Regions from separate parts of the Homo sapiens genome. Here region 1 is linked to region 2. Evidence: read pairs that join two places in POLR2A ChIA-PET (ENCODE). Cell type or tissue: Panc1. All regions are shown on one strand. Each heading gives the region's core, and the rest is flanking DNA. Links, peaks and the distances in the headings are about the cores only. Region 1 overlaps SIPA1L3 (signal induced proliferation associated 1 like 3). Region 2 overlaps SIPA1L3 (signal induced proliferation associated 1 like 3).

Region 1 (11,502 bases), core at 3,509-8,508, 94 kb after region 2:
CGTTCTGTCTACTGGCTAGGTCCACCACTCAAATGTTGGCTCCAGAATGGCAGGGATGTCTGTGTTGTTCACTGATGCATTCCCAGTGCCTAGAACAGTTGAGACGGAGTCTCGCTCTGTTGCCCAGGCTGGAGTACAGTGGCGCGATCTCGGCTCACTGCAAGCTCCGCCTCCTGGGTTCACGCCATTCTCCTGCCTCAGCCTCCTGAGTAGCTGGGACTACAGGTGCCTGCCACCATACCTGGCTAATTTTTTTGTATTTTTAGTAGAGACAGGGTTTCACCGTGTTAGCCAGGATGGTCTCGATCTCCTGACCTCATGATCCGCCTGCCTTGGCCTCCCAAAGTGCTGGGATTACAGGCGTGAGCCATCTAGAACGTCCAGGACGTTCGTTTAGTATTATACATATGAGTGAACAGATGGCCTCTGCCTAATTGGAGGTGTAAGTACCTCCTGATTTGCAGGCCCCTGGGGAAGGGAGTCTGTGCTTCTGTCCAGCATATAAAACACCCTGCGGGGTCACTTCCCTTTGTCTCCACCTTGAACTTCTAGAAGATGAAAATCCTGCTGGAGAGGAAGGGGAAAGTGGGTCGCCGTCTGTGATGGAAGCTGTTGACTGCCCAGCAGCCGTGCCCGCTCCCTCCTGCCAACGGAACTGATTTTGCTCAGGGCAGTGGAGTGCTGCTTTGGGCCACGCACTTGGTTCAAGGTGACCTCTAACTTTTCTTTCCCTGGGAATCTAGAGCTGGATGCAGCCGTTCTTGATCAATGGCTATTGGAGCTTCCTGTGTGAGAAAGTAGCAGGCCTCTTCTGCGTGTATGTGTCTGTGTGTGTGTGTCTGTGTGTGTGTGCGTGTCTCTGTGTATGTCTGTGTGCGTGTCTGTGTGTGTGCGTGTCTGTGTGCGTCTGTGTGTGTGTGCATGTCTGTGTGCCTGTGTGTGTGTGTGCATGTCTGTGTGCCTGTGTGTGTGTGTGTGTGTGTGTGTGTGTGTGCATGTATGCGCATGTGTAGGGGGGCTTTTCCTAATTTATGCCCAGTTATGGAGCGCACTGGCAGAGATCACAAGGGAAGCTCAAAGCAGATTCAAGGAGCAAATAGCAAGGGGAGCCTGAAGCCTCTGAAAAAGTGAGCACCAGAAGAGGGCAGGTGGAGAGTGGGGAGCAAGGGGGAGCCCCTCTTCCTGGTGCCCCACGAGAACACAAACGATCCTGAAGATGTTGCCGGGAGGCAGCACAGGGATGGGCTACAGAAGAGAGAGGAAGCTGGAAAGCCCTCAGGGTCGAGTTGCCTAAGGGAGACAGGAGAGAGGCCAAGAGGAGCCTGCACTGACCTGGATGGCAGGGCATCTTCTGACAATCAAGGCTTGCGGGAGTATGGATGTCAGATCATCTGATTTTCCAACAGAAATCAGAAATCTAGAGTTGCATGTAACATTTCCCAATTGGAAAAGCAAAAATATTGGCCAGGCGCAGTGGCTCATGCCTATAACCCCAGCACTTTGGGAGGCCGAGGTAAGTGGATTGCCTGAGGTCAGGAGTTCGAGACCAGCCTGGCTAACATGGTGAAACCCCGTCTCTACTAAAAATAGAAACGTTAGCTGGGTGCGGTGGCGCACACCTGTAGTCCCAGCTACGTGGGAGGCTGAGGCAGGAGGATTGCTTGAACCTGGGAGGTGGAGGATGCAGTGAGCCGAGATTGCTCCACTGCACTCCAGCCTAGGCAACAGAGTGAGACTCCATCTCAAAAAAAAAAAAAAAAAAAAAAAAAAAGAAAAAGAAAAAGAAAAAAGAAAAAACAACAGAAACAACAACAAACTATCATGCAGAGATGATCGGAAGAATTTTCAAAAAACTAATAGTGCTTGCCTCTGTGTGTCTATCCCCACCACTCCCAGGCCCTTCCTCTGCTCCATTTTTCTCCTTAGCACTTATGAACAGGCTTACTTCTTTTTCTTATTCATTTTTATTATTATTTTTTTTAGAGACAGGGTCTTTCTCTGTTGTCAAGGCTGGAGTGCAGTGGTACAATCATAGCTCACTATAGCCTCAAACTCCAGGGCTCAAGTGATCTTCCTGCCTCAGCCTTCTGAGTAGCTAGGACTACAGATGCACGTCACCATGCCCAGCTAATTTTTAAATTTTTGGTAGAGGTGGGGTCTTAGTATGTTGCCCAGGCTGGTATCAAACTCCTGGGCTCAAGTGATCTTCCCACCTCAGCCTCCCAATGTACTGGGATTACAGGTGTGAGGCACCGTACCCAGCCTCCTCAATGACTTTCTCACTGGCATCTGGGAACTCATCTGCTGCCTCTGGTTGGCAGAAGCTGCTTCTCCTGCCATCTTGACATTTTTTAAGCCATACTCTTTCTAAAATTATCAAACCATCCTTTGCTGGCATTAAATTCCCCAGCTTGAGATCCTCCTTCTTCCTTTTGCTTTAGGTTGCCATGTAATGACTTCACTTTTTCTCGAAGCAAATTACAATCTATAGGTATGCCTTATAGCAATCCTGTACCCACATAGAAGCTGCATTTGCAACACGAGATAAAAATATATTTTGTAAACAGTGCAAGGTTTTTGTGCCTGCTGGCATACAGGCAGTGACAGCTTCATGAATTTCCTTTTCATTTTTTACGATGGTCCTCACACTGGATTCATTTATCTGGAAATGGCGGGCAACTGCAGCTGCAGATCTCCATCGATGGCACATATCAAGCAATTGCATATTTTCTTGTAATGTTATGACTTTTCTCTGCTTCTTGGGACAACTTCCAGCATCACTAGTGGCACTTTGTACGGGTCCCCTGAGGTTATTCAGGGCTTACAGTATTGCACTAAACACGATGAAAACTAGGTGAGAACCTCTAGGGATCATTTTTTACTGCGATGTGCAATTTGCTGGAGAGACAAACTGCTCATGCGGAGATGATGAGTGTCACACGGTGTTTCAAATGGATACTCACAACACTTGAGCTCACCGCAGTAGCAACAGGAGGTGGTCGCGAAACTATGACGGTAGTGCAGTGTGTACTGCAGTTAATTTCATGCAGTTATGATTTAATTCTGCATGTTTATGTTTGTTTACATTTCTCTTGGCTTGGCAGTGTGTTTGTGTGTGTGTAAGTTTTGATAAATTTTAACTTTTTAGAATGCATTTGTGTATATTTTATGGTAGCAAATGATAAAATAGAAAAATAGACTAATGTACATATATTTTATGTATTCATGACATACCTAACATTTTATTTTTATTTATTTATGTATTTACTTATTTATTATTATTATTATTTTTTGAGACAGAGCCTTGCTCTGTCGCCTAGGCTGGAGTGCAGTGGTGCGATCTCAGCTCACTGCAATCTCCGCCTCCCAGGTTACGCCATTCTCCTGCCTCAGCCTCTGGAGTGGCTGAGACTACACGCGCCCGCCACCACGGCCAGCTAATATTTTTTGTATTTTCAGTAGAGACGGGGTTTCACCATGTTAGGATGGTCTTGATCTCCTGACCTTGTGATCCGCCTACCTCGGCTTCCCAAAGTGCTGGGGTTACAGGCGTGAGCCACCGTGCCCGGCCTTAACATTTTATTTTTTAAAAAATATTTTTAGGCTATGTGGTTCACCTGCAAGATCTTTTCTTTTCTGTTTTTTTTTTCTTTGAGACAGAGTGTTGCTCTGTCACCCAGGCTGGAGTACAGTGGCACAATCTCGGCTCACTGCAATCTCTGCTTCCCAGGATCAAGTGATTCTCCTGCCTCAGCCTCCTGAGTAGCTGGGATTACAGGTGCACACCACCATGCCTGGCCAATTTTTGTATTTTTAGTAGAGACAGGGTTTTACCATGTTGGCAAGCCTAGCTCAAACTCCTGGCCTCGAGGGATCCGCCAGCCTCGGCCTCCCAAAGTGCTGGGATTACAGGCGTGAACCACCGCACCCACCCCTGCAAGTTCTTTTCAAATAGTTGCAAATCTCTTTTTTTTTCTGAGACGGAGCATCACTCTGTCACCCAGGCTGGAGTGCAGTGGCGCCATCTCAGCTCACTGCAACCTCCGCCTCCCGGGTTCAAGCGATTCTCCTGCCTCAGCCTCCTGAGTAGCTGGGATTACAGGCATGTGCCACCACGCCCAGCTAATTTTGTGTCTTTTGTAGAGACGGGTTTTCTCCGTGTTGGGCAGGCTGGTCTCGAACTCCCAACCTCAGGTGATCTGCCTACCTCGGCCTCCCAAAGTGCTAGGATTATAGGCGTGAGCCACCACGCCCAGTAAATAGTTGCAAATTTCTAAAAAATTTTCCAATATATTTATTGAAAAAAATTCATGTATACATAGATCCACGCAGTTCCAACCCATGTTGTTCAAGGGTAAAATGCACTTCCTAAGAACATTAACAATAAAAACCTCAATGAAGCCGGGCACAGTGGCTCATGCCTGTAATACCCGTACTTTGGGAGGCTGAGGAGGGAGGACTGTTTGAGCCCAGGAGTTTGACACCAGCCTGGGCATTACAGTGAAACCCCATCTCTACAAAAAATTTTAAAACTTAGCCAGGCGTGGTGGCGTATGCCTGTAGTTCCAGCTATTTGGGAGGCCAAGGCTGCAGTGGGCTGTGATTGTGCCACTGCACTCCAGCCCAAGTGATAGAGCAAGACTCTATCTCAAAAATCAAACAACAACAACAACAAAACACCACATACACACACACAATGAGGGTAAACAAAATAAGTATGTGTGGGTCACACTTCAGCAGGGGTTGCTGGTTTGCCAGAGAAAAGTGCAATTATTTTATCTATGGTGTTTATTGTCTCCACTCTAAACTGTCAGTTACAGAATGGCAAGACTGTTTGCTTGAGAGCCTGAACCCTGCCCCACAGTCCGCTGTGCTGGGCACCAGATCCCAGGTCAAGCTGGGATGATGGCCCGCCTGAGGGCGCTGCCTGTCCTCAGCAGCCCAGCCTGTGTTGTGGCTCTGCCTTCAGAGTGCAGAGTGCGGAGGGAGGATTAGTCCTTTGAGGCCACACTTAAGGCTGGGTTGGGAAAACCAGTGGCCCAGATGCGACCCTGACTTGCTTATGCAAGCACCTCCCGACAGATGGGCTTTGCTGATGGCATTTGTTTCCAGCTCAGTCAGAAACCCTCAATCCATTCTGCTCCCTTCTGTGCACACACACAGATGTTCTTGCAGGCCTTCGTCTCTCTGAACAAATCCCTTCTCCTAGCAGCTGCAGTCGAGTCTTCCTGTGACATTCAGAGGCTGAGTGGCACCCGCAGCCTCTGGGACTCAGAGGGTGCACACTGGTCTCTTTCCAGCTGTCTTCTACCGAGCTCCTCCTCCCTAAAAGCACTTGGACCTTCCCGATGGGGAACCCCCGTGATGAGAGAAGCACAGCATAGGCAGGAACCAGACTGCCTCCTGGGCTCAATCCTCGTGTGTCATGGACGGGTTATGGAAATAGTGACTCAGTTTCAATCTGTAAAATGGGTATAATACCACCTGCTCTTACTACAGTTCTGTTGTGTATCTTTGGCAGAAGTGCTTCCCCTTTCCCCCCACAGAAGCACAGTTGGAGTGGGCACAGGACGTGGGCTTGGTCGGCCCAGGGTCCTCTCCTAGGACTCCGTGCGAGGTTTCTAAGAGCATGTGAGGCTGGAAAGTGTCCTTGCAGGGGCAGGCACAGTGGACCTGGCTTCTCCTGTGCAGTGACTTTTGCTGGGGACCCCTGGTTTCTTCCCTCCAGGGCTTCCTTGGCTCCCTCCCTGTTTTCTAAGATTGCTCCTCTGGCCTCGTGTTCATTCTGTACATCCTCAGTGAATTGTGATTCGGCCACAGACTGCCAAGCGTGGCTTCTGCTGCTGGCATCAGAGGACCCCGAGTGACACACGGTGCTGTGTGAAGGAGGGCAGCTGGGGAACTGTATATGGGGAAAACTAGGGCAGCCTGGGAGACAGCAGCAAAATGAGGAGTGAGTGGCAGTGGGAGACAGTCAGTTGGGATGTGTTTGGCTGCGAGTAACGGAAGACTATCCAACGGTGCTTTGCACGGTGAAGACATTTAGTCATCTCATGTCACCAGGAGGCCAGATATGGCGGCTCCAGGCCTGGTGGGAAAGCTGGAGAGCGATGTGAAGCATGTCCCCCCATTCCCTCTGCCTCCCTCCTGTGCTGCAGGATTGAGCAAGTCTTCTGGCTTGCTGCGTCACGGTCACAAGCTGGTGGCCACAGCCACACTTCCCACTGAATCATGGGCAAAGGGGAAAGATAGGAATGGTGAGGGCACCGGTCTGACCCTAATCAGGAAGGAGAATCTTTCCCAGAACATTCCCCTTGCTGCAATCCTTTCTTTTATGTCCCACTGGCTAGAATGTGGATACACGGCCACTCCGGTTGCAAGGGAAGCTGGGAGAGCCAGCATCTGTAGCCATCCTGATTGCCTCTGGGCCAGTGGGGACGCATCAGGGTCTGTTAGAAGAGCAGGCAACCAGTGATGTATCTGTGGGTGTAAATGCTCCCAGATTGCCCCTGCGACAAGCAAGCAAGCCCCACAGCCTTGGTGTCTTGGCTCCAAAAGGCCCAACTCTGTGAGGGCTGCAATGTCTGCCAGAAGCTCACAGGACACAGCATAGGGAAACACAAGAGCCCTCCAATGTGGACAGTTGTGGTTTACTTTCCCTGTCGCCAGGACTCCTTTTTCCAACAGTCCCGACTTCCCTTTGGGAGCCTCCCCTCTCCAATGGCCACCCAATGGGCTAGAGGTGGGGCTCCTTCCCCAGCTCTGGAGCAACCCATGTGGCCTGATCAGAACCAGTGAGACCGTGATGTCTTTACCAGGAGTGCTGGAGCTGAAGGCTGCGCTTTTCCCTTTAACCCTAAGTCTGAGAAGATGTGAGGGATGGAGTCGCTGCAGCTGTCTCGTAACCATGGGAGAAGAACTATCTGTGAAGGGGACTGGGAGTTAGAATCTGGGGCTGTAGTCATCATTTGAGTCTCTGCATCAAGTTGGACACAAAGTCAGCCCTATTCCATTTCCCACCACTGGACATTTTAGTTATAAAACAAAACAACAATGAAAACATACACAAAAGCCAGTATCTACGACAGCAACTACCATGAATAGAATCCTTCTATGGTCCAGGTCCTTTCCAGAGCACTTCACACCTGTCAATTGCTATGTGTTAACCCTTTCAACAACCCCATGAGGTGGGTATCATTATTACCTCCATTTTACAGATGAGGAAAGTGAGGAGCAGACAGAGGAAGTAACTCATAGCCACATGGCTATGAGTTGACACAGTGGGGACTCAACCCCAGCCCCTTCTTACCTCAAGTCAGACAGTCCTGAGTTCAAGCACCAGCCTTCCTTGCAATCACAGGCAGCGCCTGGACCTCTGTGATTCTCATTTAAACGTGTGTCGCCAATGCGGAAAACATCTCCAGCTCCCACTGCTCTTCTGAGTTCCAAACCCCCCTACCCACCTGATTACTTGACATCACCACTTACACATCTCACATGCACTGCAACTGAACATTCCCAACCTGAACTCTTGATCACTCCCCATCCACAAAATGTGTTCCTTCTTGGGACAGGCGGGATGAGCTAAGCTATGCTGCAGTAACAAATGACCCCAGATGCTCAGGGGCTTTCACAACTGAGGCTTGGTTCTTGCTCACATTTCCTGTCCATCACAGGCTGGCTGAGAGCCCTGCTCATGCCAACTTCACTCCCAGCAGACAAAGCAGCCCTTACCTGGGACCCTGCTGATCACAAAGGAAGGAGACAGGGTTGAACCACGCACTCCAGCCTGGTTGCACAGTGAGACCCTGTCTCTAAAAAAATTCTTTTCTAAATAAATATCTGATTGGGCACAGTGGCTCATGCCTGTAATCCCAGCACTTTGGGAGGCCGAGGTGGGCGAATCAACTGAGGTCAGAGGTTCGAGATCAGCCTGGCCAACAAGGTAAAACCCCGTGTCCACTAAAAATATGAAAAAATTAGCGAGGCATGGTGGTGCATGCCTGTGGTCCCAGCTACTTGGGAGGCTGAGGCAACAGAATTGCTTGAACCTGGGAGAGGGAGGTGGCAGTGAGCCGAGATCACGCCACTGTACTCCCGCCTGGGCAATAAAGTGAGACTCTGTCACTACATAGATAGGTAGGCAGGTAGGTAGGGTAGGCAGGCAGATAGATAGATAGATAGATAGATAGATAGATAGATAGATAGATAGATAGATAGATAGATAGATAAAACAACATAACTATTAAATGACTGGATGGATGACAACCTCACTCAGGACCAGGGAGCACTGGCTCAGTTGGGGTCTGTGACCCAAGGCAAGCAGGGCCTGCTTGGTGCCCGAGTGTGCCCTTCCCTGGGAAGCAGCACGCCCAAGAAGCTGAAAGCAATGCTTGGAGATAGCTTGTAGGGGTGGGATGGGCTGTCCTTTCACAGGCCTTTGCTTAGAGGTAGAGGGACCCCCTGGGTGTTCAGGGCTGCCCTGATGTGCTCCAAGCATCTCCCTTTCAGGGAAACATGATCTAGTCACGGCCATGGAGGCTAAGTGGGGCTCAAGCACTCTGGAGGGCTCAGGGATGTGGCATCAAGTCCGAGGGTTCCTCTCTAAGGCCCAGGTGGAATGAGGACTCCTCCAGGCATGCATCCAGTGACTCAGCAGTTTCTGGGCACGTACAAGTCATTTGTTTATCCAGGAAGAACTAGTTAGTCCTTAAAATGCATCCATTCATCCATTCACTCACACAACAAACACCTACCATGTTCTTATAAATCCCTCAAAAAAGTTCTTCCAGCCAACAAAGCCCTAAAAACATATTCATTTATTCACCATTTCCCAGTCATGTATAACTCATTCATTCATTCTACAAGCACCAAACACTCGAAATCCATTCATTTACTCAATCTATTTCTACTACACGCCACTGCTGTGGGTGCTAAAGAAAATCTCTGAGCAGGACAGACTGTGCCCCTGCTCTCATGAATGGACCTCCAGTAGAGAAACGCCAGAGAAATAAAATAGAATTTCCAAGGGTGGCCAGCATTGTAAAGGTCATAAAATGGCTGGGTGCAGTGGCTCATGTGTGTAATCACAGCACTATGGGAGGCTGAGGTGGGAGGATCGCTTGAGCCCAGGAGGTCAAGGCTGCAGTGAGCTGTGATCACGCCACTGCACTCCAGCCTGGGTGACAGAGCAAGACCCTGTCTCAAAAATAGATAGATAGATAGATAGATAGATAGATAGGACTGAAGATCACTATAGTTGGGAGGGGGTCAGGAAGACTCCTTGAAGGGTGGTGTCTAAACCAGGATCTGCAAGAAGAGAGGGTACCTGCCGTGGATGAGCAGGGAAGCTGGGAACAGCCAGTATCCAAGGCCAGATGGGGATGCTCGGGGGACTGGTCTTCCTGCCAGCATACAATAGAGGTACAGAGGAGCTTTATAAAAATATAGGTGTCTGGGCCAGGCATGGTAGCTCGTGCCTGTAATCCCAGCACTTTGGGAGGCCAAGGCAGGCAGATCACTTGAGGTCAGGAGTTCAAGACCAGCCTGGCCAACATGGTAAAACCCCATCTCTACTAAAAATACAAAAAAAAAAAAAAAATTAACCAGGTATAGTGGCGCGTGCCTGTGGTCCCAGCTACTTGGGAGGCTGAGGCAGGAGAATCGCTTGAACCCAGGAGGTGGAGGTTGCAGTAAGCCGAGATCGCACCACTGCACTCCAGCCTGGGAGACAGAGCAAGACTCTGTCTCACAAAAATAAAAAATAAAAAAAAATATATAGGTATCTGTCCACACCCCACTCCCAGAGATTCTGAATTAGCTGGTTGGGGTGGGGCGCAGGCCTGAGTGCCTCTTAAAAGCTCGGCAGCTGATTCTACTGTGCAGTCTTAGGTGAGGACAGAAGGAACAGAGAGAGCAGAGAGAAGAGGGTCTGCCTCCGAGCTCGGAGAGGCTGTACATCCAAGTGGGCAGGTGGGTGATGGGAGCCAGGACATGAGATACAGCAGGCCCAGCAGGGAGGCTGGAGCGCAGGTGTGGTTGGGGAGGACCAACTGTCAACAGGAGTGGACGCTGCTCAAAGAGTCACGTATGGTGGCAGTTATAGGTATGAAGGGCACTGGTGACCTTTGCAGGAGTTATTTCAGGGGTTCACTGATTCAGAGCGCCTTGTCCTCGCCTCCCTCCGATTGTCCCCCCATGCTGTCTGTCCCACTAAAGCCAGGCAGAATTCCCCCTTTCCTCCCTCTGCTGAGCTCCCGGGGATGTACATGCACCCTTGATATGGGACTTAGCCCACTGGATTTTTAAGCCTCTGAGCATCTTCTGTCTTCCCCAGACTGTGAACAGATGCATGTCTGGGGTGGACTGGGATCTAACATATTTGTTCTCACATGTGGGCGGGGCAGTGGAGAGGGATAATACGGTGATGACGGTATTAAACATAAGGTCAACACTGATGAGCTCTCCTGATGCGCCAGATTCAGGGCTACACACTGGCGTGTGTTAACTGGTGTGTTCTAACAACTGTATCAAGTAGGGGCTTCTTTTCCTTTTTAAATAAATTTCTCTTCTCTTTTTTGAGACAGGGTCTTTGCCACCCAGGCTGGAGTGTGGTGGTACAATCATAGCTCACTGCAGCCCTTAAATTCCTGGGCACAAGCAATCTTCCCACCTCAGCCTCTTGAGTAGCTGGGACTACAGCTGTGTGCCACCACAACCGGCTAATTTTTTACTTAAAAATTTTTTTTTGTAGAGATGAGGTCTCACAAAACCTCAAACTCCTGGCCTCAAGTGATCCTCCTGCCTTGGCCTCCCAAAATGCTGGGGTTACAGGTGCAAACCACCATGCCCTGCCAAGTAGGGACTTCCATCATGACCATCTTACAGATGAGGCAAAGGTTACGAGGGGCAGGTGGGATTCAAACCTCAACAGTCTGCCTGCCACCCCTTTGCCCTGTGCTCCAAATAAGATGAAATCGTTCAAATGAGTGTGCTGTGGGAATACGTGAATGACGCTGACTGTCTTTAAAATCCATTCATAAGGACAAAATTCCAGCAAGTCAGCAACAGCTCAGCAGATTGCACGTTAAGAATCTGATTTTTCGGCCGGGCGTGGTGGCTCACGCCTGTAATCCCAGCACTTTGGGAGGCCGAGGCGGGCAGATCACGAGGTCAGGAGATCGAGACCATCCTGGCTAACACGGTGAAACCCCGTCTCTACTAAAAAATATGAAGAAAAAAAATCAGCCGGGCATGGTGGCGGTCGCCTGTAGTCCCAGCTACGCGGGAGGCTGAGGCAGGAGAATGGCGTGAACCCAGGAGGTGGAGCTTGCAGTGAGCCGAGATAGCGCCACTGCACTCCAGCCTGGGCAAAAGAGTGAGACTCTGTCTCAAAAAAAAAAAAAAAAAAAATCTGATTTTTCCCCTCTATGTCTTCCCCAACCTTACTGGGAGTTTGAGCATACATGGGACCACTACAGAGCTCCCTCAGGAAATAAGATG
Region 2 (11,502 bases), core at 4,254-9,253:
TACCTCCACCAACCACTGCCACCTGTATTGTCAGAGCGGCCTCCTCCTGGCTCCCTCTTCCTCCTGCATCCTTCCCCAGCCTCAGCACACAGCCAGAGAGATCCTGGGAACATGTGAATCAGATCAGGACTCTCTCAGGGTTCCACCTCACTCTGGGTAAGACCCAGAGCCCTCCCGACAGGGCCCCCCATCTGCCCCCCTCTCTTCTCTGCCCCCAGCTCCTCCACACTCCCTCTCCTTCACTCTGCTCCAGCCATGCGGAAGCTGTTCCTCAAACACATCAGAAACACTGCTACCTTGGGACCTTTGCACTGCTCCCCGCCCTGCAGATCTCTGCCTGGCTTCCGCACTCCCTTGAGTTCCAGGAGACGGCCTCGCTTCCTCTTCCCAAGCTGTGACTCTCCGAGGAGGTCTCTGTCTCAGGTGACCCCAGCCTCCCAACACTCACAGGCAGGGTGGGCCCCGGTGGATCTTCAGGCCCTCAGATTACCTTTCAGGGCTGTGTCCCCAGAAGGGCATCCCAGGGACTCCTGGCGCAGCCTGGGGAAGCAAGGCCACGTGCTTCCTGCCTGCCTGGGAACGCCCGGCTGCGTCAGCTCCATGTGGAGCCGAGAGCCTATGACTGCTCCTAACAGCTCTGACAAATTGCTCTGGAAGCCCAGAAAGCTCTGGAGTGCGTGCTGCCTCAGGAGAGGGCGAGGGCCAGGTGGCTGCCCGCCCAGGATCACTCAGCCCACTGCGGTGCCCATGGCAGGCACTGGCGCCTGGCAGCATGCCTGGCAGCTGGGCTCCCATGACGAATGTCTGGAGGGAGCATCTGTGAGGTCATCGATGGGCACAAGCTGCTACAGGCTGCACCTGCTTCCACGGCAAGGGCCGCAGCCCGGGGAAGGGAGGGTAGGGGGCTCCCCGCTTGGGCGTGTCAGGACCCATCCCTCTCCTGGCAGCCTTTGAATGCTGACCACCATCCTCCCCCTGCCCAAGATAGTCCGTCCTCTCCAGAGTAGCCCACAGTGATCTTTTCTATTTTTTCATTTTTACATTTTATTATTATCATTTTTTGAGATAAGGTCTTACTTTGTCACCCAGGCTGAGTGCAGTGATGTGATCTCGGCTCACTGCAGCCTCCACTTCCCGGGGTCAAGCAATCCTCCAACCTCAGCCTCCCAAGTAGCTGGGACAACATGCGTGTGCCACCACACCCAGCTAATTTTTTGTAGACATGGGGTTTTGCCATGTTGCTCAGGCTGGTCTTGAACTCCTGGGCTCAAGTGATCCACCTGCCTTAGCCTCCCAAAGTGCTGGGATTACAGGTGTGAGCCACTACGTCCAGCCCACAGTAATCTTTTTAAAAACATTAAGTCAGATGATGTGCTCAAATGCCTCCCATGGCTCCCATGTCCCTTGGAACCAAATCCCAGCATCTGACTTTGGTCAATATGCCCGCTAGAACCAGGCTCCTGCCACCTCACTATGCTGACCTCCTGCCACTCTCCCCCCATCCCACCTGCTTCAGCCCCTCTGGCCACCTGACCATTTCTGGAGCATTGAGAGTAAGTTCACCCTCAGGGTCTAGTCATCTACTGTTTCCACTGCCTGGATCTCACCCTGGCTTCCTACAACGCATCACCTCCTGAGAAGCCTTCCCAGAGACCCGCTGTTTTTGCCTTTCCTCCCCAGCACTTATCACCTCCTGGCACACTCCACGGTGGTTCGGCTGTCTGTCTGTCTTGTCCTGTCTCCAGGAGAATGACAGCTCCATAAGGGAAGGATGCTGCGACACCTGGCACAGAGTAGGGGCTGCAAAGGTCAGTGACTGGAAGAATCAGTCCCCGCTGGCTGCCCCACTCTGCCTCCTCTTCTCACAAGCACCTCAGGTGCTCCCAGGCCACGGCAGCCTCCAGACACGTGGCAGCCACCCTGGACTCTCACATGGCTTGCTGGCTCTGCCCTGGGCCTGCATCTCCCTCCCAGCTTACTTCCTGGCAATGCCGCCTGCTGCCACATCCACAGTTGCTTTGTCCTCCAGCTCAGGCCCACGTCCTCCCATGCAGATCCAAGCCTCAGCCCCCTCAGAGACTTTGCCTCCTGTCTCGCTGCCAGCACCATATTTTGGAACACAAATCCACCCGCATTACCCTGGCTGCTCTTAAGATGAGATCCAAACTCCATAATGGAGCTGGTAGGGCCCTGAATGTTCTGGCCACTGCTGATTTCCCCAACCTCCCATTGGCTGCCCTACCTGCCTACCTACCTACCTACCTCCAGGGCCTTGCTCTGTCACCCAGGATGGAGTGATTGATTGATCAACAGGGTGTCAATCAGTTACCCAGGATGGAGTGCAGTGGTGCAATCACAGCACACTGCTGTCTCGAACTTCCAGGCTCAAGTGATCCTCTCACCTCAGCCTCTTGAGTAGCTGGGACTGCAGGAGCCTACTGCCATACCCAGCTAATTTAAAAAAATTTTTGGCCAGGCATGGTGGCTCATGCCTGTAATCTCAGCACTTTGGGAGGCCAAGGTGGGTGGGTCACCCGAGGTCAGGAGTTCGAGACCAGCCTGGCCAACATGGTGAAACCCTGTCTCTACTATAAATACAAAAATTAGCCGGGCGTGGTGGCAGGTGCCTGTAATCCCAGCTACTCGGGAGGCTGAGGCAGGAGAATCGCTTGAACCTGGGAGGCAGAGGTTGCAGTGAGCTGAGACTGTGCCATTGCACTGCAGCCTGGGCAACAAGAGCGAAACTCCATCTCAAAAAAAAAAAAAAAAAAAAAAAAGTTTTGGTAGGGGGATAGAGATGGGTCTATGTTGCCCAGGCTGGTCTCAAACTCCTGGCCTCAAGTGATGCTCCTGCCTTGGCCTCCCAAAGTGCTGGGATTACAGGCATGAGCCACTGTGCCCAGCCACAATTTCTATACTTGAGCCCAAGGGCCTGTGTTCAGTGGCCTGACGATACCACCCTCCTCCCTACCACAGGGACTTTGCACACGCAACTCTAATTCATAGACATACTTTCTCCACGCCTCATCTTTCCCTTCTGTTTTTTTGTTAATGGTAAATAGTCATATATACATTCTTCTGAATGAGAAATTCAACAGACTTAAAAAAAAACATATGTGTGTATATATACATAGTTGTATATATACATACTGAGGTTCACAACATATATTGAGGCCCAGAAAGTGTGTGTGTCTATATATATGTTGCATATATACACACAATTTCAAAAACAGAGCAAATACCTGTATAACTGCATCCCAGATGAATGTCTCTCCAGCCCCACTGAACCCCTCTCCTCCTTCACCCGCTCCCTCCTCCCTGTCCCCCTCATCCTTGGCAGATGTGACCCTCGTTCAGGAACATTATCGCTGGCCCTAGGCTAGATTAGACACCTCCTCCAGCTCTGCATCCCATCCACCCTCAGACCCCACCCGTCTCTGCAGGCTGTCCCCTGGCACAATTCATTCATGACTTTTGGCATTATTCACTAGCTGTTTCCCATGGGCCTCCGTCCGTACCAGGACGGTGGGGATCTGGTCTGCCTGTTCCAGCTCCCTGCAGAGGCCCCGGTGCACAGCAGGCGCTCGCTGTGTGAATAAATACCAAGTTCTATGCCACAGAGTGCTGTGGAGGTAGACATAGGGCAGTCAATGAGTGCTCATGCTGGGCCTGTTCAAAGGTGCCTGCCTTCCAGGAGCAGAGGCTGGGGAGCAGGCTGTCACTCCAGCCCAGGGGCACGTTCTGACGACAGCACATGAGGGGGGCTGCTGGGCTGCCCGGTGCACAGTGCAGTGTGGCCGCCATGGGAGGCAGAGGCACGTGTGGCCACTTGAACCAAGGTCTGGCCCCAAGCAGGTGGCTCTGTGACCATCCAGGGAACTTGTGCCTACTGAAATGGGAAGACTGTGGGAGGCCAATGGAGTGAGGTGGGGTGAGATGGACAGTGGGAGTCCGTCTCATTCTCTGTCTGGACTGCTTTTCCCTCCTGACTTCCCTGGCTAGCTCAGACTCTTTCTCCAGGAAAGCCCCTCCCACAACTGGGCTGGCCCCTCTCACAACTGGGTTAGGGGGGCCCCCTTTGGGCTCTCACATCCCTGTACCCCTCCATCATGGCCCCAACCCCTCTGCCTGGCCCCCCTCCAGCCCACCCTGGCCCCTCTACCTGGGCCCCTCATCTTACCCTGGCCCCTCTACCTGGGCCCCTCATCTCACCCTGGCCCCTCTACCTGGGCCCCTCATCTTACCCTGACCCCTCTTCGCAGCTGCCTTGTATCCCAGCCCTGACCCCTTAGCCTGGGCCCCCCACCCTGACCCTGACCCCTCTGCCTGGGCCTCGCCCATCTTGACCTGACCCCTCTGGGCTGTCTCTGTCTGGGAATGCGTCAGTCAGGCAGGACTGGGGCTCCCCCAGTCACCGCTGTGTCCCCAGCACTGCCTGTAACAGGTCTTGGACCAGGGGGGATATTCTGATTTCGTGAATTTGAGGCAAGGCCTCATTTCTGTGTGTTTTTCAAATACACCCTCATACCCCATGATTCTGACAGGCAGTCTTCAAGTCAAAGCACTGTTCTAAGGGTACATTCAATCTTTACCACATCCCTATGATGTAGGTATGTGGTTTATCCCTAGTTTCACAGATGAGGAAACTGAGGCCCAGAGAGGTTCAGTTACTTGCCTGGGGGTACACAGCCAAGAAGTCGCTGAGGGAGGGATTGAATGCAGGTGGGCTGACACTAAAGGCCACACTCTTATCCACATGGATTTTTTTTTTTTTGAGACTGAGTCTCACTCTGTTGCCAAGGCTGAAGTGCAATGGCGTGATCTCGGCTCACTGCAACCTCTGCCTCCCAGACTCAAGCGATTCTCCCGCCTCAGCCTCCAGAATAGCTGGGACCACAGGCGTGCACCACCACGCCTGGCTAATTTTTGTATTTTCAGTAGAGATGGGGTTTCACCGTGTTGGTCAGGCTGGTCTCGAACTCCTGGCCTCAAGTGATCCACCTGCCTTGGCCTCCCAGAGTGTTGGGATTACAGGCGTGAGCCACTGCGCCGGGCCTGGATATGTTTTTTTAAATCAACTCATTTTATTTTCTCCTTAACTTGTCCAAGGTGGTATCTGTAAAATCAGGGGGTGAGTTGCAAACTCTTTTTCCTAATACTCATGAAAGCAAGCATATATCCATTTAAAATAAAACATTTTCCTCCCCGCACCACCCAAATCACCTCAAGCACCCCATTTTGGGAAATGCTGTGCCACACTCAAGCCTGGTTGCCTAGGAGAAAACTTCAGGAAGCAGCTTTAATGAGCAGATAAGAATGATTTGCAATTAGCATCAATTGTCTGTATGCAAATTAAAGCTCCCAACCGCAGGGCCCTCTTCTGCAGCGGGCTCCTCTCCCATTTCATTGCCTTCATTTCTGGGTTCAGCAGATCCTTTCCTTAGACACAGGGTTATTTCATACCCACCCTCCCATCTCAGCCACAGTCTACTCCAGGCCTGGCTGTCTTTATGTCTCGGATTTCAAATCCTCCCAGTTGTTCGGGTTCGCTAAGGTGGTGGTCCCATGCCTGGAATGGGGGCTACTGCAATCGAGACCTGAGGCCCCTGGTATAGACTCTCTTGGCTTCATGTCCCTCTTCGTGGCACAGGTTTTTGTTTTTTTTTCCACAGTGTTTTATTTTTATTTTTTATTTTTTTGAGACAGAGTTTCACTCCGTCACCCAGGCTGGAGTGCAATGTATTTTTGTTTTGTTTTGTTTTTGTTTTTGTTTTTTAAGATGGAGTCTCATTCTATTCCCCAGGCTGGAGTGTAGTGGTGCAGTCTTGGCTCACTGTACCCTCCACCTCCCAGGTTCAAGGGATTCTCCTGCCTCAGCCTCCCGAGTAGCTGGGATTACAGGCGCCCACCACCATGCCTGGCTAATTTTTGTATTTTTAGTAGAGACGGAGTTTCATCATGTGGGCCAGGCTGGTCTCGAACTCCTGACCTCAGGTGATCCGCCCACCTCGGCCTCCCAAAGTGCTGGGTTTATAGGCGTGAGCCACCGTGCCCGGCCTGGGAGCGCACACGTATTCATTTGTCTCAGTGATTATCTGATTCTCATCTGCTTCCCTCATTTGACAGTGGGCGGTGGGGAGGCCTCATCCAAATGTGCTCCTGATTTCTCTCAGCTCCCAGCACAGTGTCTGGGACCGAGCAAATCCCTAAGAAATACTTATGAATGGAGTGAATGAATAAATGAATGAAAGAGCCATTCAAAAGAGTCCACATGTTCAAAAGATTAAGAGGTACTCGTCACCAGGTGTGGTAGCTCATGCCTGTAATCCCAGCATTTTGAGAGGCCGAGATGGGAGCATCGCTTGAGCCCAGGAGTTCGAGACCAACCTTGGCAACACAGTGAGACCCCTTCTCTACTAACAAACTTAAAAAATTAGCTGGGCATGGGGGCACACACCTGTAGTCTCAGCTACTTAGGGGGCTGAGGTGGGAGGAACACTTGAGCTGAGGAGTTCGAGGCTATCGTGAGCTATGGTCGTACTACTGCACCCCAGCCTGGGCAATAGAGCAGGACCCTGTTTCTAAAAAACAAACAGCCACTTGTCTAGGGAGATGAACTGAGAGGTCTAAAACACTCAGACAGTGTCTCTCTCTGTCTGTCTCCTCTTTCCTCCTTCAGCCCTTCTCCTGGCTCTTTGACTCAAGGAGACCCTTGGATCACAGTGTGCCCGGGGAAGTGCTGACACTACAATCACTCAAACACAGTGGTTTTCAAATATCTGTCAGAGAACACTGTAAGCCATGAAATCATCTGAGTGGGGATTGATCAGCATTAAAAGTTTTTAAATAGAGTAGACTGGATCAAAGTATATCACACACAGGTTAAGAATTATTTTGGAAACCACTGCTTCACCTTTTTTTTTTTTTTTTTGAGATGGAATCTCGCTCTGTTGCCAGGCTGGAGTGCAGTGGCATGATCTTGGCTCACTGCAACCTCTGCCTCCCAGATTCAAGCGATTCTCCTGCCTCAGCCTCCCGAGTATCTGGGACTACAGGTGCCCACCACCACGCCCAGCTAATTTTTGTATTTTCAGTAGAGATGGGGTTTCACCATGTTGGCCAGGACGGTCTCGAGCTCTTGACCTTGTGATCCGCTTGCCTTGGCCTCCCAAAGTGCTGGGATTACAGGCGTGAGCCACTGCTCAAAGCCACCTTTTTTTTTTTTTAACATAGATATTTCTGTATAGATGGACACAATTCTACTGTGGACTGTGGTCAGAAGTCTGAGTTGGCTGCCTGAGTGTGGGTGTCCTGTGTGGAGAGAGGCTGGGGTTTGAGGACTGGAAAAGGCTTTAGGGCGCCACAGGAGAGGAAGATCCCTGCGCCAACCAGGTTCTGAGCCCTGATGGCTATCGGGGACTCAGGCTAGCCCACCCCAGGCATGGTCAGGAAGGGATGTGGGGCTGTGGACTCAGGGGCTGGCACTGGACACTACAGCACAGCAAGCCCTGCTGGGGTCACAGAACCCTAAGGGGGTCCAAGGATGAGGCTGAGCTCTGTGTCTGTGTAGAATACTCTTTCCATCTCTGTGCCCTTTTCTGGAAGGTGGCTCATTGCCTCCATCCGAACGTCAGTGTGTGTGGTCGGGACTCTAGGCTGCTGGCTCGCCAATTCCTGCTTTTCTTTTCTTTTCTTTTTTTTTTTTTTGAGACAGAGTCTTGCTCTGTCGCCTGGGTGGAGTGCAGTGGCACGATCTCGGCTCACTGCAACCTCTGCCTCCTGGGTTCAAGCGATTCTCCTGCCTCAGCCTCCCAAGTAGCTGGGACTACAGGCGCCCACTACCATGCCTGGCTAATTTTTTTTTGTATTTAAGTAGAGACGGGGTTTCACCATGTTGGCCAGGACAGTCTGGATCTCCTGACCTCATGATCCACCCGCCTTGGCCTCCCAAAGTGCTGGGATTACAGGTATGAGCCACCGTTTCCAGCCAATGCCTACTCTTTCTCTCTTACTCCCGTCTGCCTCTCTACCAGTGGCTCTCAAAGTGTGGTCCTGGGACCAGCAGCATCAGCATTTACTGAGAACTTAATGCATATTCTCAGCCGGGCATGGTGGCTCACACCTGTGATCCCAGCAATTTGGGAGGCTGAGGTGGGAGGATCCCTTTAGGTCAGGAGTTTGAGACCAGCCTGGCCGACATGGTGAAACCCTGTCTCTACTAAAAATACAAAAATTAGTTGGGCATGGTGGTGGGCACCTGTAATCTCAGCTACTCGGGAGGCCGAGGCAGGAGAATCACTTGAACCTGGGAGGTAGAGGGTGCAGTGAGCCTGAGACCGCACCACTGCACTCCGGCCTGGTGAATAGAACGAAACTCCGTCTAAAAAACAAACAAAAAAACACCAATGCACGTTCTCAGGTCTCCCGCTCCGACCTATTGAATCAGAAACTCTGGGTGGGGGCCAGCAGCTGGGCTGAACAAGCCTTTGAGGGCTTCTGTGGGGACCATCGCCGTATACGGTAGAGCCTGGAAGACCAAACTACAACTTTCCAGACCTCCTTGTAGCTGGGATGGCCCCGTGATGCCAGCTGCTGAAAGGGGTTCTGGGAAAGTGTTTGCTTTCTCCATAGGAAGGGAAAGGTGCTCAGAGGCTTCCAACTTTCCCCTCTTCTCTGTCCCCAACTGCCACTCACCAGGCAGCACAGCTCCATCTCAAGGCAAGTGAGACATGAGCCAGCATGGTAAAGATGCCGAGCAGGGAGACACAGAGTGCCAATCCTTGAGGCTCTCCACAAGCCACAGCACTAGCCTGGCTCTGCCTTCTCTGGACTTCATGTTAGGGGACTGTTTGTTACACCTCTATTTGTTTAAGCCACAGAGGGTCAGGTTTCCTATTGCCTCCAGCCAAATACACTCTATCAGATACAGTCTGTGACCCTTTAGAAAGCATAAAAACTTTTGGTATCAGCAGAGAGCAAAGAAAAAAGAGACAGAGGGTCAGAGAGAACCAGAGACAGATGAAAACAGAGACAGAAGGCCAGGGGTTTCTTTCCCTCCACCTGGGGTCCCTGAATGCTGATGGATGGGCAATAAGGCAGAGATCCACGAGCTCCTCAATTCTGTCAGCAAACCAATGACTAGGCGCATTCATCCGTGAGTGTGTTTCTGGGGAGGAGAACCCCACCATCAGGACCGTAAAAGTAGAACTGGCGAAGTGGAAGGTGGTTAGAACCCAGACTAGGTGCAACAGCTTACCTGGGCTGCCTCGGTGGGTCTCGGCTGCCCCCCGCCAGTCCCGTGGGGGTGCTGGAGCCGGAGGAGTACAGCTTCGGTCGGTAGCCCTTGCTTTGGCCGGCAACTGCGGGGGCAGGGGAGACCTCCCGCCGCCTGTCTGCGTGGTGGGACCTCCCAGCGGCCTCGCGACCCCCGCCACAAAGGCCCATACTTCCAGGGGGCTTGTGTGGCTTGGCGGGCCGTGGAGCCTTGGCCAGGGACATGCAGCTAGGGCTGGAGGTGTAGAGGGTGGTGTCGATGCCGCTGTCACTAGAGCCACCCTTGGAGAGGGGGTCTTGCTCTGGCTCCAGGGGGTCCAGGGGGTCGAACCAGCGGTCGTCGCTGTGGCTGCTGGATGCGTTGCTGGAGAGGGTGTTGCTGCTGGAATGACTTGAGTATTGAGGTTCTCCCTGAGAGGCAAGAGAAGCGTGTCATTCCCAGACTCCAGGGCAGGGGCGCATCTTCCCTTGCCGGGTCCTCCCTCTGCCTGGGCCTGAACCCTGGGACCAGACAGCTTCAAATCCTGGCTTCTCATCTACTGGCCGTGTTACCTTGGGCAAGTGATTTACCTTCCCTCAGCCTCAGTTTCCACATCTGTAAAATGGAGGGTGATAGTAAGCCTGCCTCATGGGGCTGCTCAGAGGAACAAATGACATCAGGCACAGAACATGCTTCCCACATCTCAGACTCAGCGAATCTAAGACTGAGTTCGGCAGCGTCTTCCTCATCTCAATGACGCCGGCCATGCTTTCAGCTGCCCCTGCCAAGAGCCGTGGACTCACCTTGACCCCGCTTTTGCTCTCACTCATGTCCAGCCCACTAGCAAACCCTGCTGCCCGCGTCCTCAACACAGATCCGGGACCTGTCACTTCCTGCTCCACGGCTCCGCGTGGTCCTGTCCATGCCTGTCCTGTCCTCCCCCTGGGGCCAGTGCAGCAGCCTCCTCCCTGGTCTCTCTGCACCCTCATCCCCCTGTTTATTCCCCACACGCAGCCAGCAGAAGGCTGAGAACACCTGAGTTAGATGATGACCCCCACCTGTGGCTCCATCTTACTCCAGGCACAAGTGAGAGTTCCCAGCATGGCCCATGGGGCTTTGATGCTTGGGTCCCGGTCTCCAACTTCATCTCCCCTCCCTCCCGATCACGTTGCTGTGGCCATGGTGGCCCCCTTGCTATTCTCGGAACATACTGGGCACTCCCCGTCAGGGCCTCTGCGCCTGCTGCTCCCTCTGCCTGCAATACTCTTCCCTGAGAGATCTTCGTGGGCCTCCCCCTTCCTTCACTCAAGGTTTCCGCTCAAAGGTCACCCCCTCAAAGGCCCTCTCTGACCACATCATCCTTGAGCTGCAGTGCTTGTCACTCTCTCCCCTGGACTGTTTTTTTTTTTTTTTTTTTTTTGAGATAGAGTCTCACTCTGTCGCTCAGGCTGGAGTGCAGTGGTGCAATCTTGGCTTACTGCAGCCTCTGCCTCCTGGGTTCAAGCAATTCTTGTGCCTCAGCCTCCCAAGGAGCTGGGATTATAGGTTCCTGCCACCACGCCTGGCTAATTTTTGTATTTTTAGTAGAGACGGGGTTTTACTAGGTTGCCCAGGCTGGTCTCGAACTCCTGACTGCAGGTGATCCGTCCGCCTTGGCCTCCTAAAGCACTGGGATTATAGGCGTGAGCCACCGCGCCCAGCCCGCACTTTTTCTTATACAACAGATCTGTTTATCTGCTTACTGCTTGCTGCCCCAAATGGGAAGTCAGCTTCCTGAGGACAGGGCTGGTCTGTCCTCTTCATCATCATGGTCCCAATGCCTGGAGTGTTGTAAGCGCTTGTCAAACACCCACTGAACGAATGGATACAAAGAGATTGCCAAGAGCCCCTGCAAACCATCTCCTCCTCCTGGACACACAGGACTACATCCCCAGCCTTCCTGGGCCATGCAAGACTACATTTCCCAGCCTCCCTTGCAGCTAGGTGTGGCCACGTGATGGAATGGAAGCGATTCATGCCATTTCCAGGCCTGGGCTAAAAAACACCTCCCATGTGATCTTTTCTCCCACTCACCTCCACTGCTGGAAAGACGCAGGGACCCAGCAGAGGGCTTGGAACCTCTGAGGGACAGCAGAGCCACAAGAGGGAGGGAGCCTGGGCTCTGAATCACCACGTGAATGGCGGGTAGATGCTCACTGAATACCTGCACTGCGCTGTTACAGGAGAGGGAAATCCACTTCCACTGTATG

The links. Peaks named below come from ENCODE experiments on the same cell type or tissue, not always from the same donor. Only the 100,000 strongest peaks of a DNase experiment are listed, where the experiment ranks them.
Region 1: POLR2A ChIA-PET joins it to region 2 with 5 read pairs; 2 of 35 experiments call an interaction of 5 or more read pairs at or near these places.

Annotation. Positions count from the first base shown.
Region 1 is chr19:38,067,931-38,079,432 of GRCh38, reverse strand. The region is part of intron 2 of SIPA1L3 (signal induced proliferation associated 1 like 3); the gene reads right to left. Among named protein-coding and RNA genes, the nearest start is that of SNORD152, 89 kb to the left of the region's middle. RefSeq lists enhancers at 4,499-4,998, 7,947-8,446, 8,447-8,948. In Panc1, for the core only: no CTCF peak of the experiment used is centred there; no DNase peak of the experiment used is centred there; H3K27ac peaks cover 1,134 bases.
Region 2 is chr19:38,162,661-38,174,162 of GRCh38, reverse strand. It overlaps SIPA1L3 (signal induced proliferation associated 1 like 3), which reads right to left. Exons shown (of 22, transcript NM_015073.3): 15 at 9,257-9,684. It overlaps SNORD152 (small nucleolar RNA, C/D box 152), which reads right to left and starts at 11,067; the gene lies at 11,014-11,067. RefSeq lists an enhancer at 3,162-3,723 and a silencer at 7,663-7,865. In Panc1, for the core only: no CTCF peak of the experiment used is centred there; no DNase peak of the experiment used is centred there.